Linked DNA regions of Mus musculus: region 2 is linked to region 1. Evidence: chromatin loops called from intact Hi-C (ENCODE). Cell type or tissue: left cerebral cortex. All regions are shown on one strand. Links, peaks and the distances in the headings refer to the core of each region. The heading gives the core; the rest is flanking DNA. Region 1 has its middle 8.3 kb from the start of Gm39843. Region 2 holds the start of Gm39842 (a long non-coding RNA gene).

Evidence for each region. A loop is a pair of places that touch in the nucleus more often than their neighbours do. Peaks named below come from ENCODE experiments on the same cell type or tissue, not always from the same donor. Only the 100,000 strongest peaks of a DNase experiment are listed, where the experiment ranks them.
Region 2: a loop joins it to region 1, with 2.2 times the contacts of the local background. A loop is called at or near these places in 1 of 42 quality-filtered maps.

What each region holds. Positions count from the first base shown.
Region 1 is chr2:70,912,148-70,917,538 of GRCm38, reverse strand. No RefSeq gene overlaps it. Among named protein-coding and RNA genes, the nearest start is that of Gm39843, 8.3 kb to the left of the region's middle. In left cerebral cortex, for the core only: no CTCF peak of the experiment used is centred there; a DNase peak (open chromatin) is centred at 2,970; H3K27ac peaks cover 563 bases.
Region 2 is chr2:70,838,870-70,844,260 of GRCm38, reverse strand. Gm39842 (a long non-coding RNA gene) reads right to left here and starts at 5,332. Exons shown (of 3, transcript XR_866405.2): 1 at 5,174-5,332; 2 at 2,873-2,970; 3 at 1,447-1,877. In left cerebral cortex, for the core only: no CTCF peak of the experiment used is centred there; DNase peaks (open chromatin) are centred at 707 and 3,073.

The DNA of each region.
Region 1 (5,391 bases), core at 338-5,337:
AAAGGAGAATCGCCCTCCTCATGTTAGGACCAGGCGCTTAGTTTTCATTGAGCATGCTGATTAGGGCAGCCAAAAGGGAGCTTTTGACTGCTGGACTTCAATACTTTGATAGCTGGACCTTGGAGGTCAGCCACAAAGGGAGGAAATGGCCAAAGCTAGGGAGGTGGGGACAGGATGTCCCTGGGGGCTCACTGACCATCCAGCCTAGCCTATGGTGAAGTACAGGCCAATGAAAGACTCTGTCTCAAAGAACAAGAGGCAAGGTTTCTAAGGAATAGCACCTCAGGTTGCCCTCTGTGTTTCACACAAGCATATCCATGCACACACATACACCCACCACATACATTCACACGCACACATACACTCACCATACACATACACACACATGCATACAGACACACATACATACCCCCCACATACATTCACACACACACATACACCCACCATACACATACACACACATGCATACAGACACACATACATACCAACACACACATTCACACGCACACATACACCCACCACACACATTCACATGCACACATACACCTACCACATACATTCACACGCACACATACACCCACCATACACATACACATACATGCATACAGACACACATTCATACACACATACACACATACATAAACATACACACACATGTACACACAGAGAATAATAATATTGTGCTTCATAGATTTCCATCGGTACAAAATGAGACAGGATTTTAGCTCAAGCTTAGGCATGTAACAATTGCTCTATGATTGTCTTTAAAGCCCATTTATTGACCAGGCATGTTGGAATAGTCCTATAGTTCCAGTACTTGGGAGGCTGAGTCAAAACAATCATTATTCTAGGCAATTCTGGTGCAGGTAGTGGCAACTTGTTTAAACAAAACCAAACCATGCACTTAAAGAGTGGCTACTTGTGTGCCAGGCTCTTTGCAGGGCTCACAGCATAGAAGGCTGAGAAGTTCATGGTTTTCAGAAACTCTGCAGGCTACTGAGGAGCCTCACCTACAATCAATCGCATCTTTGTGGCAAAGGGGAAAGCCTTTGCAGGGGAGTGGGATCTTGTCTGCCACTGAAGGCAGGAAGCCAGTTTCCCAGGAGGAGAAGCTGGGGAGCGTATTCTAAGCATAGAGAATATCCCATGCAAAGGCTGGGGACTGAGGATGCCATGTCCCAGAACTGGAAGCAGCTGAGCATTACTGGTATGTGATGAGGGATGAAGGCAGAAGGTGAGAAGGGATGGGGCTGAAAAAAAAGGAACTTCAATTGTGTCCTGAAGTGAGCAAGACACCGAGTACTTGATGGTAAGGAAGTGAAGGAACAGCTCCTGCACGTGGAAGATGGATGGAGTGTGTCCTTAGCTTTGTGAAATACCTCAATCTTTAAAAGACAAAAACAAAAAACAAAAAAATAAAACAAAACAAAACAAAAAAACCAAACAAACCCAAAACAAAAAAGAGTATGGAGCTATTTTCCAGCCGAACTACTGCAGTGCCTTCCTTCCCTTGTGGGGAGACATCCGTGGGCCCACTGAATAGAAAATATACCCGAAACAGACTGTCCTGGAGCCACGGTCCTGTTCAGCCGAGGATAACTATGAACGTGCCCCAACACAAAACCTTAAACTTACTTAGAATGTTTCGATTGATTTTGCAATCTATTTATTTGCATGTTTTGGCAATTGGGCTGCATGGTGTTTGAGCCTGAACTTTGTGGGTGACCATGTCATATTAAAATGTCAAAGTTGTGTACCTCTAAAATGAATTATGTCAGATTTCTATACGTGAAAGAAAAGTTTAGCTTTCCATTCTTTCTACTACAAAAATGTCAATCTCGGCCGGGCGTGGTGGCACACGCCTTTAGTCCTAGCACTCAGGAGGCAGAGGCAGGCAGATTTTTGTGTTCGAGGCCAGCCTGATCTACAAAGTGAGTATCAGGACAGCCAGGGCTATACAGAGAAATCCTGTCATGAAAAAAAAATGTTAATCTCATATGATCAAAGAGGGGAAAAAATAGTGTGCTGGAGAGATGGTTTGGTGGGTAAGAAAATTTGCTGGATAAGTACAAGGATGCAAGTTTGGACCCTAGCACCCATGCAGTACACTGAGTGTGGCCATGTGTATCTGTAACCAAGGCCTCAGGGAGACAGACAGGAGAAGTCTTCAGGAGGATTCTTCTCTGAGATTTCCTAGGTGCCAGCCTAGCTTCAGCATCAGCGGGACCCTGTCCCAAAAAATTACTACAGAGTGATAAAACAGGCCATCCGGTGTCTGTCCTCTGTCCTCCATGTGCACAAAATCACATACATGCAACCTCCCTCTTGCACATATGAATAGCAATACACATACATGCAAACACCAAACTCACACACATGTATACCATACAATCACACACACACATACCCACACTCACATGCATACCCCCAACACACTCACAAACATACACACGCATACCCCATACTCACACACATACCATACACTCATACACATGCAAATCACACACTCTCACATATATACATGCATACCCCACACTCACACACACATGCATACCCCACACTCACACACATGCATACCGCACAGTTGCACACATGCATACCACACACACATGTATAACCCACACACACACAAAGCTAGAAAGAAGCCAGTAGAGATGTGACTGGTAGTTATATGATAGTGACATTTAGATTTTGTGATGTTTGATGAGTTTAACTCTGTTATGCTTTCTTCCTCATCCTGAATTTATTTTTGTACCTACTTTTTCCATCAGTAATTTTTGTATCCTTTTTCTTAAAGAGCATTCTTTAAATCAGTTATGTTTTAAATAGCACAAACCCTGGATGCTCTACCAGCACTAGCCTTTATTGGTTTTTCTAACCTGCCTGCAACTTTGCAAACAGTCGTTTTATTAAAACTACCCGGTTTCACAGTTTCAGCATGCCATCTGTTGCCAGGACCCTGACGAATGCAGCAGGATTCGTATGAGTCATAATCTCAGTTCATAACTTAGACAACATGGTCCTTTGTATGTACAAAGAAATCCATAACAGTAGAAAGGATGCGTGCTACATATGTATGCCGTACATATTTCCATCTAGAATATTTGCTATGTATATGGCATGCATATTTAAAGACCTGTTAACACTGCTCCCTGGAGGGGGCTCGGAAATAGAGAACAGAGAAGGAGGACTTTGATTTTAGTTTTCTCTCTCTAGTGTGATTTTCCATGGTTATGCGCTCAATTCTCAAGTCAAATTTTCATTTGACGTTTGCTCAAAAATATTCTCTAGGTACTGTTGTTTTTGAGGATGGCTAAAATTTAAGCATGGATGTTCACTTACGGCTGATCAGTATGTGTTTGCTTTGTTTATTTTTCATCTATTTCACTTCTGTTTTAGCAGTGCTAGGGATCAAACCCGGGTCCTCAAGCAGGGTAGGCAAGCAAGGGCTCTGCCACCTAGCTACACCCCCAGCCTTCGCTCCTTCTCAGGCAATTCCAGATATTTCTCAGGCAGGATCCTCCTGCCTCTGTCCTCAGGCAGTTGGGGCTATATTCATACAGCATTGCATCAGCAATATGGCTTATTTTAATCTTCTTTAGTGTCAAGGCTCAGAAAAATACATGGAGATCAGGCATGGCCCTGCCATGAGTTACATACACCATGCTGAGCAGAACACTACACTGTTCATTTCAGGCTGGACTTTGGTCAAAGTTGCTCCACAGTGCATAAAACATTAGCTCTCGGGCTAACCCCTAACGGCTCCCTTTTATAAAGCATCAATTTGCTCCATTTTGAGTACAGACTCTGATGCAGAATGACACAAGTAAATAAGCACCATCTGTCTAGCACAAACCATAAGGCACAGACCGGTAACTTATTTATGCAAATAAAGTATTGCCTCCTCTGTACTGATCGAATGGAATCACAAACACGTGTGTGGTGGTTTGAATAGTCATGGCCCCCATAGACTCATATATTTGAATGTTTGTCTATAGGGAGTGGCACTGTTAGGAGGTGTGGCCTTGTTGGAGTGGGTGTGGCCTTTTGGGAGGAAGTATGTCACTGTAGAGGCAGGCTTTGAGGTTATATATGCTCAAACTATGCCCAGTGTGGTATGCAGTCTCCTGCTGCCTTCAGATCAAGATACAGAGCTCTCAGCTCTTTCTCTAGCTCCATGTCTGCCTGCATGCTACCATGTTCCTTGCCATGACAATCATGGGCTAAAACTCTGAAACTGTAATCTGGTCTCAATTAAATGTTGTTCTTATAAGAGTTGCCGTAGTCATGATGTCTCTTCACAGCAGTACAACCCTAACTAAGACAACATGGAGATATGAGAGGAGTTGGAAAGATGCGTCAGTTGTTAAGAGCACTGGCTGCTCTTGCAGAGGACCTAGGTACAATTCCCAGCACCCACATGGCCACTCACAACTGCCAGTAACTTCAGTTGCAAGAATATTCGACTCCCTCTTTTGGACTCCAAGTGGACCAGGCACGCAAGTAGTACACAGACATAGATGCAGACAAACACTCATACACAGGTGTAATAAAAGCCAGGACTTTGAAGGGATCAAACATACCAGACCAAGAGTGGTTGCAACCCCCTCACCAGAGAGACAGTCCCAGTTGGGCACAGTAGCACTCACTTTCCAATTATCAAGCACTCCAGGGCATGCATGACCCACAGGCACCAATTCCTGACTTGGTTTCTGTCCCTGGGGCTCAGGCTCTGATTCCATTGCTTGAAGTGACCTGGTCAAACCCTCATTTGTCCAGACCCAGCCCTGTGCCTTGTGTCTTGAACCTATTCTGAAGTTGAATCTATTGGGGGTTTCACCTCTCCTTTTATATCTAGTCACCTGCAGTATCTTTCTTTGAGTCTGTTTCACTTCTCTGATCTTGCCTTCAGCAAGGTCTCTTTGAATCTCTTTAACCCTCTTATTGTCATTTGGTGTCTTATATACACATTGTTATGTGACATCTAGTGCATGGCCTAAGAGCTTAATATCAGTAATTAGGGCTGTAATGATAGAGCTCATGACTGCTACCCAGCCAAATCAGTGGCATTTGGTTAACCAAAGCCAATAAGACAGACATTCCTATAGATTTATTATTATTAAATGAAGTCTCACATCACAGAGAACTCAACCATCAACGTTTCTGATGTAGCTTACTCGTGACAGCATGATACCTCAAAGTATGGCAAAGTGGAATCTTGAATACTTTGAAATAAAGATTTTAATTCCAGGAACAAGGTCTTTCTGGTTGCCTGCTCTCCTATTCAAAGCATGTCTCCCCTGAAGTGACCTTTAGGAAACAAAAGTAGGGATTAGAGAAGTGGCTCAGTGGTAACTGGCTGCTCTTGCAGAGGACCTGGGCTTGATCTCC
Region 2 (5,391 bases), core at 57-5,056, 73 kb after region 1:
GTGTCAGCTTGTTTGTCTAATTCTCTTTCTCTCCCTCCTTTCTTTATCAAATCAAATAAAAATGTTATATGCTTGGTTCTCAACCTTCCTAATGCTGCAACCCTTTAACACATTTCCTCATGCTGTGGAGAACCCCAATCATAAAATGATTTTGTTGCTACTTTGTAACTGTAGTTTTGCTACTATAATGAGATGTAATGTAAAGAGCTGATATGTAACCCTAAAGGAGCCACAACACAGTGTAGGATTAGATTTTTCTCTAAACCTACTATATTTAGGGTTCTTGAATGCTTCAACCTCCCTTTTAGCCCACCAATCAGAGGTAGAGGAAAAGGTTTATAGAAAAAGGTGAGTTTGTGGACTTGTTTAGAAGTAGTTTTTTTGTTTTGTTTTTGGTGGCGCGCGCGCGCCTGTGTGTGTGTGTGTGTGTGTGTGTGTGTGTGTGTGTTTGGGTGTGTGTGTGTGTGTGTGTGTGTGTGTGACTCCCATTCTTCATTGTCAGGAGACCAGCACTTCACTACAATAGCAAACACCAAACATGAATCAGTAGCAGCTCAAGCCAGCAGAAACTGCAAGGCTCCACTAATTCAGTACAAGTCAACGGAAACCCCAAGAACCAGCCATAATACATAGTAAGTTCTTCGGTGAGTTTCTATCTACGAAGTAAAGACCAGTGAAGATCAGCAAAGCGTCACATGGCGTCACAGTGCAAGAATAACCTCTCACTGTCTGTGGGGTTCCATTTATACTCTCTCCCAAACATCACACGCCCTCTCATGTGTCTGCTTCAGCAAAACACCCTCTCACAAGACAAAAACATCACATGACACAACGGAGTCTCCAAAAAACCCAGAAATTTCCACTTCAAGCCAGAGGCTGAGAAACAGGGCAATAAAGAGTCTGTTTTAAAGACTTAGACAGATGGCGGTTCTTGAGGGTAAGGTGAATTTGTAGTTTCTCCATCCTTTTTTGCCTCCTCACCAATATACCAACTCATGCCTGTCTGATTCTCTCAACTACTAGATTATGAAAAACTATATCTTTGAAATAACTAAAAGAAAGTCTTCTTTGTTTGGGAGTAAAATGGTGCCCCGTAATTTAGAATTGGAGAAAAGGATGCTTCGCCATGGCAATGGAAGTTATCAAGGAACAAGTTGGTCACACCATCCACTCTATCTGTACTTGTAATCGCAGCACAGTTGCCCATTTTCCAATCCAGTTGATACCTGCTGTCCATATCTTTTTATATGAACCCTTTCATGTGTAACAATAAATATTTGAATGGTCTTCAAATCTGCTGATGACAGGTCTATAAAAAGCAATAACTAGAGTAGGTGCAGACTATCCCAAAGCCCTGAAAAGATCCATTCAAAGTTACTCCACTGAAAATGCACCGACTTATCCAATGTAATAAAGAAGTATATATAAAATTTAATAGTCATCGGTATAAAAAAGCCATAAGACTTGAAAAATAGGACTGTGTTGATAGTGTTAAGTTAAATTGATAACCCAAGCCAGGAAAGTGGCCCAGAACCTAAGCACACGCTTATGATTCTTCTGTTTAATAAGTCTGTAAATGTTGAACATAATGAGTAAAAGCAATAAACATCACAGCGGCTTTGTTCGACTGCATTTAGGCAAATAAGAGCTCAGGTTCCTCGCCGTCTCACTCACTACTGGACCTCTGGTTTTGTCTCCTCTTAGCCTCCTTTACTACTGATGTCGTGGGTGTATCTTCAGCCAAGGTTTTCATCTCATGCTGAAGCAGTGAAGAGGAAAGAGAGCCAGGACGAACACGAGAAGCTAGGCGCTTGGCTGGCTCCTGTGCTGACGTAACTGAAAGGTCATGGCATCCTTCCAGACACAGAAAGACATATCTGTGGAAGTGGAGAGGGAAAGGTGGATGCAGAACTGCTGAGAGCATGCACTTTGACCTTTAGAGGATTTGGGTTTCACTTCTGGTGGACTTTGGCTGAGCGCCCTCATCCTGCTTAGCATCGGCTCTCTCGATTGTAAATGGAGATAACAAAGGTACTATCCTCCTCTTGAGTTATCATGGCACACTAGAGAACATATGCAAACACACCACAGACAGTGAGCATTCAAAAAGCTAGCCGATAATAAATCATTGATGCTATCAATACAAAAACGTGTTTGTTTAAAAAAACCCAATGTAGCTTCAGTAATGAACGCTTCCACATTCATTATTCATTAACAACCTTGACCCTACAAAAAGCTGTATTGGCAACAGCTTGTAAGCTAAGAAGATCCACGTTTTAGACAAAATGGTAATGTCTGTCTTTAATGACCAGAACTGGTTCAAATTTTGTCCCTCTCTGTCTCTCTGTCTGTTTCTCTCTGTTCTCTCTATCTACCTCTCTATTTTCCCCTCCTCTTATTTTATTATTTCTTTCTTCATTCCTCAGAGGACAACCTTGTTTGTCAGGGTTCATCTTCTACTTTATTTGGGGTACTGTCTCTTGTTATTCGCATTGCATGTGCTATGAGAGCTGGCCCATGAACTCTGGGCAATCCTTCCGACTTTGTCTCCCATCTCACAGTAAGTGAGCTGGGATAATGGGCACAGGCTCCCACACTTGGCTTCACATGTGTTCTGGGGATCTGAACTCTGGTCCTTATACACTCTCTTCATCCCCTGAGCCTCTTACAGACACTAGAGAAGTATCTTTCACTGAGCTACACACCGTAGCAGAAACAGTTTTTGTTAGATTTAGTTTTGTGGTAGGGTCTTACTACTTTGCTGACGGTGCTGGTGGGATCAAACTGGTAGGATCAAGAGATCCTCTCGCCTCAGTCTCCAAAGTGGCAGCGACTAGAAGGTACTTTCCATTACAGGACGCAGAAGACTTACTTTCTCCATATTTCAGGAGTTTAAGATAAGAGGATCGCCATGGGACCAGCCTAGGCTACGTAGCAAGTTCCAGCCAGCAAGGACTATATAGCCAGACTCTGTTTCAAAACAGAACAGAACAGATAAAGATATAACTTTATAGCTGTGGAAAGCAAAGGATGTTGAGAACCAAAGACAGTTTCTAAGATCCTGGTATAAGCAGATACTAAACGATGGGCCCACATACAGAGAAAGGGGTGGGAGGAAAGCAAGTGTTGAGTTTCAGATATAGCATTCATTAGAGGAACCAAAAGAAACAGATGAGAAGCAGGTAGATATTTGAAGTTGGATCCTATAAAGAGTTCTGGGCTAGAGACAGACATCTTGAACTAATTTCTGCAGAGATAAATTCAAAGCTCTGTGTAATTGTCAGTTCTATCCCATGTGTTTGTTTTGAGTGTGTGTGTGTGTGTGTGTGTGTGTGTGAGTGTGTGTGTGTGTGTGTGTGTGTGTGTGTGTGTGTGTGTGTGTGATGTTAAGGACTGAACTCAGAGCACAGTGCAAGCCTGGTGGGTGCTCTCCATTGAACTGTATCCACAGCCCTCTTTTTACTTGTGACTTTGACACAAGGTCTCACTAAGTTGCCAGTCAGGCTCTGAGTTCATTTTGCAGCTCAGGCAGGCCCTGAACTTGTGACCTCTGAAGGAGTGGGTTTCCCAAGCCTGAGTTACTAGACCCAGCTTTCGTAGTAGTCCACTTTCAAAGCTTCTTGGGAAATTTTAATGTGCAGCCGAGGGTGAGAAACATGATTGACGGGAACAAAATACTGTCACTGTTTAGAGACCCAGAAGAGGGGGCGAGAAGATTGAGCTAGCACAGTTGATCAGGTATGAAGACCACAGAACACTAAGTTCCAGAGCCAAATACAGGCAGTGGTTTAAAAACCTGGGAGCAACCACCACAACACTCCCTGGAGGACTTGTAAGTCAAGGACTGAGTTAACTTTTAACTAGGCTTGACAATGTATGTTAGAAAAATCCTGAGAGAAATGAGCTTCCCAGGTCTTTCTTCACTGTGTATCTGTGCACGCCACAAAATTGGGAGTCAAGACATTTTACAAGTCAAAAATCATCTAAAATAAGAAAGGTAATATAATATCCCCCCAAAGGGTGTTTTTAAAATCCTCATCTTTAAAAAAAGAATAAACAAGACACAATAAAAACAAACCAAAAAATATCAAAGCTGGGTGTTGTAGTATACACTTTTTTTTTCCAGACAGGGTTTCTCCATGTAGCCCTTGCTGTAATTTTGTAGCTATGGAAAGCAATGGATGTTGAGACTCACCGAGGGCTTCTAAGATCCTGGAACTCACTCTATAGACCAGGCTGGCCTGGAACTCAGAGGTCTTCTGCCTGCCTCTGCCTTCCAAGTGCTGGGAATAATGCATGTGCCACAACAGCCAGGCTGGTACACACTTTTAATCCCAGGATTTGGGAAGCAGAGGCCGTTGTAGTATACATAGTGAATTCTAGGTCATCACAGTCACATAGTGAGACTCTGCCGAGAGAGAGAGAGAGAGAGAGAGAGAGAGAGAGAGAGAGAGAGAGAGAGAGAGAGAGAACAAAAATCTAAAGACTACGGCATAAGCACAGGATATTTGAGGAATTTAAAACAGGAAAAAATTACCCATAATTCCATTGCACCAACACAACCACCACTATTCATTTTCATTTAGTGAATTTCCATGCTCTATGCTGGATATGGAAATAAATTTCGCAAAAGTCTGTATCCTCAAGAGACTCAGGGCCAAATAGGGGAGGTGGAGATATAAAAAAAAATTATAAAATGAAGTGGTAAGTGATGTAGTAAGAGTTATAGGCAGCATTCTGGGCTAGCTGAGGAGATAGAGGACTTAATAACTCATGCTAAATGATAATTATGGAAGCACCTTGGCAAACAGGGAAATTGCTCATGCTTTAATGTAAGTGATAAAAACAAGATGGAAAATTGGTGGATTATACTATGTAAATTAAAAATTCCTCACCAGGTGTAGCGGCACATACCCTTAATCCTAGCACTTGGGAGGCAGAGACTAGCAGGTCTCTGTGAGTTTGAGGCCAGCCTCATCTGCTCCAGGACGGCCAGGGCTACATAGTGAGACCCTATCTCAAAAACCAACCAACCAAACAACCAAACAAAAACAAACAAGCAAACTCCCAAAAGATTTACAAGGCAAAGAAGACTTCAAATGAATTTTGGATAATGGGTTAGCCAAGGAAGGGAGCCGGAAGACAGAAACAGGGAACTGAAATCACATCTAACCTGTTTGGCAGCTGTGGTGACTCTGGTGTGGGATTTCCAGGAGCCAAAGGTAAAACTGGAAAGACGGGCAAGTGAGGATAAGATAAAGAAGATAAGGGGAAATCACAGAGTGCTAAAGAGTGTGAACTTTAGCCCTTCACTTATGAGAAGCCCGGGAAGAATTTTGAAGTGGAAAAGCATGCTCGGATCGGGTGCCAAGGCAGCTGTACTGAAAGAGC